Linked DNA regions of Homo sapiens: region 2 is linked to region 1. A link is a loop called in an ENCODE intact Hi-C map of the cell type or tissue named here. Cell type or tissue: dorsolateral prefrontal cortex. All regions are shown on one strand.

Region 1 (2,500 bases):
AGCTACTCGGGGCTGAGGCAGAAGAATGGCGTGAACCAGGGAGGCAGAGCTTGCAGTGAGCTGAGATTGTGCCACTGCACTCCAGCCCGGGCAACAGAGCAAGACTGTGACTCCACAAAAAAAAAAAAAAAAAAAGAAAGAAAAATACAAAAATTAGCTGGGCTGGTGGTGTGTGCACGTAGTCCCAGCTACTTGGGAGGCTGAGGCAGAATTGTCTGAACCTGGGAGGCAGAAGTTGCAGTGAGCCGCGATCGCACCACTGCACTCCACCTTGGGTGACAGAGTGAGACTCCCTCTCAAAAAAAAAAAAAAATTACCAAAGACATGACAGTTATCACCTTATAGTAAAAAATGTAATTATTAAAAATCTTTTCCCCCAGCCTGGGCAACATAGCAAAACCCCATCTCTATTAAAAACATTAAAAATTAGCTGGGTGTGGTGGCATGTGCCTGTAGTCCCAGCTACTTGGGAGGTTCAGGTGGGAGGATCACCTGCCCAGGAAGTCAAGGCTGCAGTAAGCCATGATTGCTCCACTGCACTCTAGCCTGGGTGACAGAGTAAGACCCTGTCTCAAAAAAAAAAAAAAAAAAAAAAAGAAAAAAAAAATCCTATCCCTAGATGTAGAAGAGGATATTTAGAGCTCTTTTAAAAAAAAATTAGAGAAAGGGTCTATGTTGCCCAGGATAGAATGCAGGGGATAGTCACAGGGGCGATCATTGCATACACCACATTCCAGGCTTGGAAGCTCTTTTCTTTAAACCTGCTGGAGAATCCCATGGCCCAGGACTGCAGGTTCAACTAAAGATCCTACAGTGGCATCAATCTTATATTTTTGACAACCTCCTATTTCATGTTCATTGCTGTAAGTTCTCTAAGGCTATGAATTTACACATTTCTGTTAAGCACTGTAATGCCAAGTCACACGGGCATCCAGTGACACAAAGTCTAGCAGGGGCTCTTGAATATAGGGTGTCATATCTTGGTAGACTGAAGGCATGGTGCAGGACAGTTGAGTACACTTACCTGACCATTCCCTATGTCCAAGCACATGTGCAGCTTCGACTCGCCTCTGTGATAACGATAGACATGGGTTGCCCCTCCTTCCTCTGGCACAGATGAATAATATTTCTAGAGACGTAATGTCAAAGATGTTAGCTAACCAAATTGTCTTGTCAAATTTTCAAAAAACCCTGATATTTGGGCAAAGTGCAGTTAAGGAGGGAGGCAAGAGAGCAAAGGTGAATTACCTGCCCTCTTGACAGGCCTCTGAAGTCATGCAACAAACCTTAGCCCACCCAAAGTGGCTGCAGAGAAAGAAATGCATTTGGCATCCCCGTGCTGCCACCTGCTGCCTCCATAGGGCAAGAACGCTGGCTAACTAAAGGTGGGCAGGACCATGCTCTCTGCCAGGTTAAACAAATTTCACATCTTTGCCCCCATGTCCAATGCACATATCCTTTCATTTCCTCCCCTAAAAAATGTGGATGAACGGTTCCATGTTTATTGTCTAAGTCTCAGACCAGGACACGGGAAGAGAGGGGTACATTTTCCTGAGATTTAGAAACACAGCAGGAAATGAAACAAACCCAAGAGCTGCTCTGCAGCCCTTTTCTCTGTGCTTCCTGCGCGTGGGGGAGTGGAGGGAGAAGTCTCTAATTTAAGAAGAATCTTCCGAAAGATCGGAAAACAGTTACATTTCTCTTGTCTGCTTCCTTCCTCCCCCTCAAAGTTAGCCTTAGACTTGCCCTTGATAATGACTAATGACATCACAGCCCTGCTTGTTTTGAACAGGGTAGGCACACTGTCTAAAAAACATGTGACCAGAAGAACGAGAAGCTGGGGAAAGCACTTGAGGACACAGACCTAAAGATGTGTTTTAGTGGCTGCTTCAAACTGTGGAGACAAACCCAGTACACAATTCTTAATTCTATCTCTAGAAAGCCAAGAGGTTCTGAGGCTCCATTTCATAACAGAGACTTGAACTGAAGCATGAACTGAAAACAAAAATGAAGAACAGCAATTTGCTAAACCTCAAACCAAAGACAAATATTATTCCTTTTGCTGAACCATGAACCAAGGGTTTAATCACTTTACAGTAGAGTTGAGGCTATTGATTTTTGTAAAACCACTGAACAACACAAATAAGATAAAAATATTCCCTGAAGTATTCCTCTTTGGTTGGAATCCTATTCTTGGAGTCAGGGATTCTTATAAAAGATGTAGAAAGATTAGAGTTTTTTGAGATCTTAACATATGAAACTGAAAAGCAGGGCAGAAACAAGGTATTCTCTTCCATCTCCTTTGTGGATCAGCCTCCTTAAAACCATGTAGGACTCACCAAGTGTTAAGACTGCATGAGGCCAGAGCCTGCTGTAATTCCTAGAAGACAGTGCCTTCCATGCAGGTAATTTCCTTGAATGTTTTCTGGCCTGCCCTCAACATTCCCTAAGTATCGAAAGATGACTTGGCTGGGTATGGTGGCTCAAGCCTGTAATCCCA
Region 2 (2,500 bases), 220 kb before region 1:
TATTAACATTATTATGGATATTTGGCTTTCATAGGCCACACACAGGTGTGCTGCGCGGGAAGCCCCATGCTCCAATCAAAGGGATTTTTAGTAGTGCCTCTAAGCAAGCACCGATGAGTCAGTCCCACGTATTTTCTTTTTTGTCAGTATTGTTTGGGAAGGAGACATGCCGGGATGTGTCATCGTGCCAAATACCACATTTCCTGTTGGCACAGTTTCACAGAAGTAAACATAAGCATGTTTTAACAGGTTTTTCTTTTCTTTTTTCTTTTTTAAAATGTTTTATTTATTTAACCCGCCATTGTGTGTTTTTAAGTATTTTCTTTTTTTAAGGAAAGGAAAAGCTTGTCACAATCTAACTGGCTATGTTATTATTATTAAATTTATGTTTTGCAACTTAGAAACCAGCTACAGTATGGCCCACTTAATAAAACACCTGAAACAAAAACTGCATGGATCACTGATTTTTATGGAGGTTTATGAGCAGTGGGTGGCTGCGGGTGCAGTTGGGTCCATCTGTGAGGATGGTCTTGTGGCATCACCTCTCTTTACCAGCAGGCTCGGGGTTGTGGCCTGCCCAGGATGCCCCTGAGGGCCTGGGGTCTCCTGGGTCCTTCTGCCCGCAGTGCTAGGAGCCTTCCTAGCTGTTATGTGGCTGATTCACATGGATGCAGACAGGGTTCTTTCCCCACTCCACAGAGGAGGAGACTGAGACACAGGAGGGAAAAGACCCGGCCAGGGGTGCAGAGGTTGTCACTTGACTGAGACAGGATGGGCCCTTTCTTGAGAGGGTAAGGGAGACCAGGTGTGGGAAGCTGGGGGTCGGGGGAAGCTCTTGAAAGAAAGGTTTGCTTTCCTGGGGATGGCAGGTGGGAGACCTTTATGAGAGGTCCAGCTTCGTTCATTTTTATTCTTCAGGCTGCTTTGGCAGGAAGCTCCAGAAGAAGTGTAACGTGATCAAGTCAGGCACCTCAGACCAATCAGTGCCCTCTTTTATGCTTTCCTGGTTTGCATGCATTTTCCCTTTGCCTGGAATGCCTCCCCTTCACCCACTTTGTGTTTGTTGTACAGGGTTTACTTTAGCAGTCACCTGCTGTGAAGTGTCCCCAATCTCCCTAGGCAGTTAATCATTCCATCCTTGTGCTCCTTCATTTTCTTAGATGCTGGCATCTCCTCTCTGGATTGTCATTGCCTGCTTTCGTGTCAGGCTCAGCCCTTGCACCGTGAGCTCCCAGAGGGAAAAGGGGGATCTCTTGCCTGTCTCCATCCCCTGGGCCTGGCAGGTGGTAAATGCTTCTGAAGAGATGAGGAGAGGGCCCAGAGAGCTGCAGCGCAGCGTCCTGCCTGCAGAGGGGGTGAGAGGCCACACTGCAGCCGTCTGCCTGGAGCCCACGGACAGAGCTTTAGTTCTCTCGGAGAAGGCCGAGGAAAGGGGAAGGAAGGTAGGCAGTACCTCTGGAGCAGGAAGTGGGATTCTTGGCTGGGCAAGAAGGGCAGCATGGAACTCAGCTGTATGTGTTTATATTGTGGGCCTAGGCCTGAGCTTACCTTAAGGCAGGTGCTGGGACCAACTATTTCCTTGCTCTTTGTAACAGCTGATCCTACTCACTTTCTACTGTGTTTTGTTTTGTAATCTTCTGCAAATCTGTTTTGGAATGATGTGTGATATAAGAGAACAGACCTGTTTAGTAGCTCAAGATTTCAAGGACATTTGAGTCAACTGCGTTCTTCCGTGTAGGGCCCAGCCAGGCCTCTCCAGTGGTCCTGGGTAAATCAGGTGTGTTTGGTTCACTCAGCAAGCAGCCCTGCCTGCCTCAGCTTCTGCACCTGCTCTACTTCAGGGCTTCCCAGGCTGTGATTTCAGGGACTGGTAAATAAACAAGCAAGCAAAGGAACTCAGGGAATTACTATAAAGCAAGCACCCTTATAATCACCACTCAGGTCAAGAATAGAACTTTGCCAGCCCCCCAGGGTCCTCCATGTTCCCCCTTCCCCATCACAGTCCCAGCACCTCCCTTCTTCCATCTTAACTTTTATAAGTAATAATTTCGTTGAGTTTCTTTATTGTTTTGTCACCCAGATGTGCATCCCTACATGCTATAGTCTTACTGTCCTTTTAAAAAAACTTGATACATCTTTTAAGTCTCTTTTAATCTAAAGGGTCCCCTCCATCCCTTTCCTTTTCTTACAAATTGTTGAAGATTTTAAGCCATTTGATCTGTAGATTTTCACAGCCTGGGTTTTTGCTCATTTCATGCCCGTGGTGCAGTTCAATATACTCCTTTATCCTCAGCATTTCCTGCAGATCAGCAGCTAGATCTAGACAATTTGCCTCAGGTTGATCCCTTTGATAAGACTCTAGGTAGTGGTGTGCTCATTTAGCAAGAAGCACGTAACATCTGTTTTTCACTTTTGTTATGTTAGCAGCCACTGATGCTCAATGCCTACATCCAGCAAGTAATTCACTGGGGATTGCAGCATGGGGATATTCTAATCTATC

The links. Hi-C counts contacts between places; a loop is a spot of excess contacts. Peaks named below come from ENCODE experiments on the same cell type or tissue, not always from the same donor. Only the 100,000 strongest peaks of a DNase experiment are listed, where the experiment ranks them.
Region 2: it touches region 1 in a loop (4-fold over the local background); 54 of 110 quality-filtered maps call a loop at or near these places.

The regions. Positions count from the first base shown.
Region 1 is chr11:8,913,455-8,915,954 of GRCh38, reverse strand. AKIP1 (A-kinase interacting protein 1) reads right to left here. Exons shown (of 6, transcript NM_020642.4): 4 at 1,025-1,129. Among named protein-coding and RNA genes, the nearest start is that of AKIP1, 3.5 kb to the right of the region's middle. In dorsolateral prefrontal cortex, CTCF peaks have their summits at 1,149 and 1,349 (motif pointing left); a DNase peak (open chromatin) is centred at 1,341; H3K4me3 peaks cover 1,108 bases; H3K27ac peaks cover 1,564 bases.
Region 2 is chr11:9,136,773-9,139,272 of GRCh38, reverse strand. It overlaps DENND5A (DENN domain containing 5A), which reads left to right. Exons shown (of 23, transcript NM_015213.4): 23 at 1-448. Among named protein-coding and RNA genes, the nearest start is that of SCUBE2, 46 kb to the right of the region's middle. RefSeq lists enhancers at 1-251, 1,065-1,254. In dorsolateral prefrontal cortex, CTCF peaks have their summits at 1,158 and 1,357; a DNase peak (open chromatin) is centred at 1,342; H3K27ac peaks cover 2,500 bases.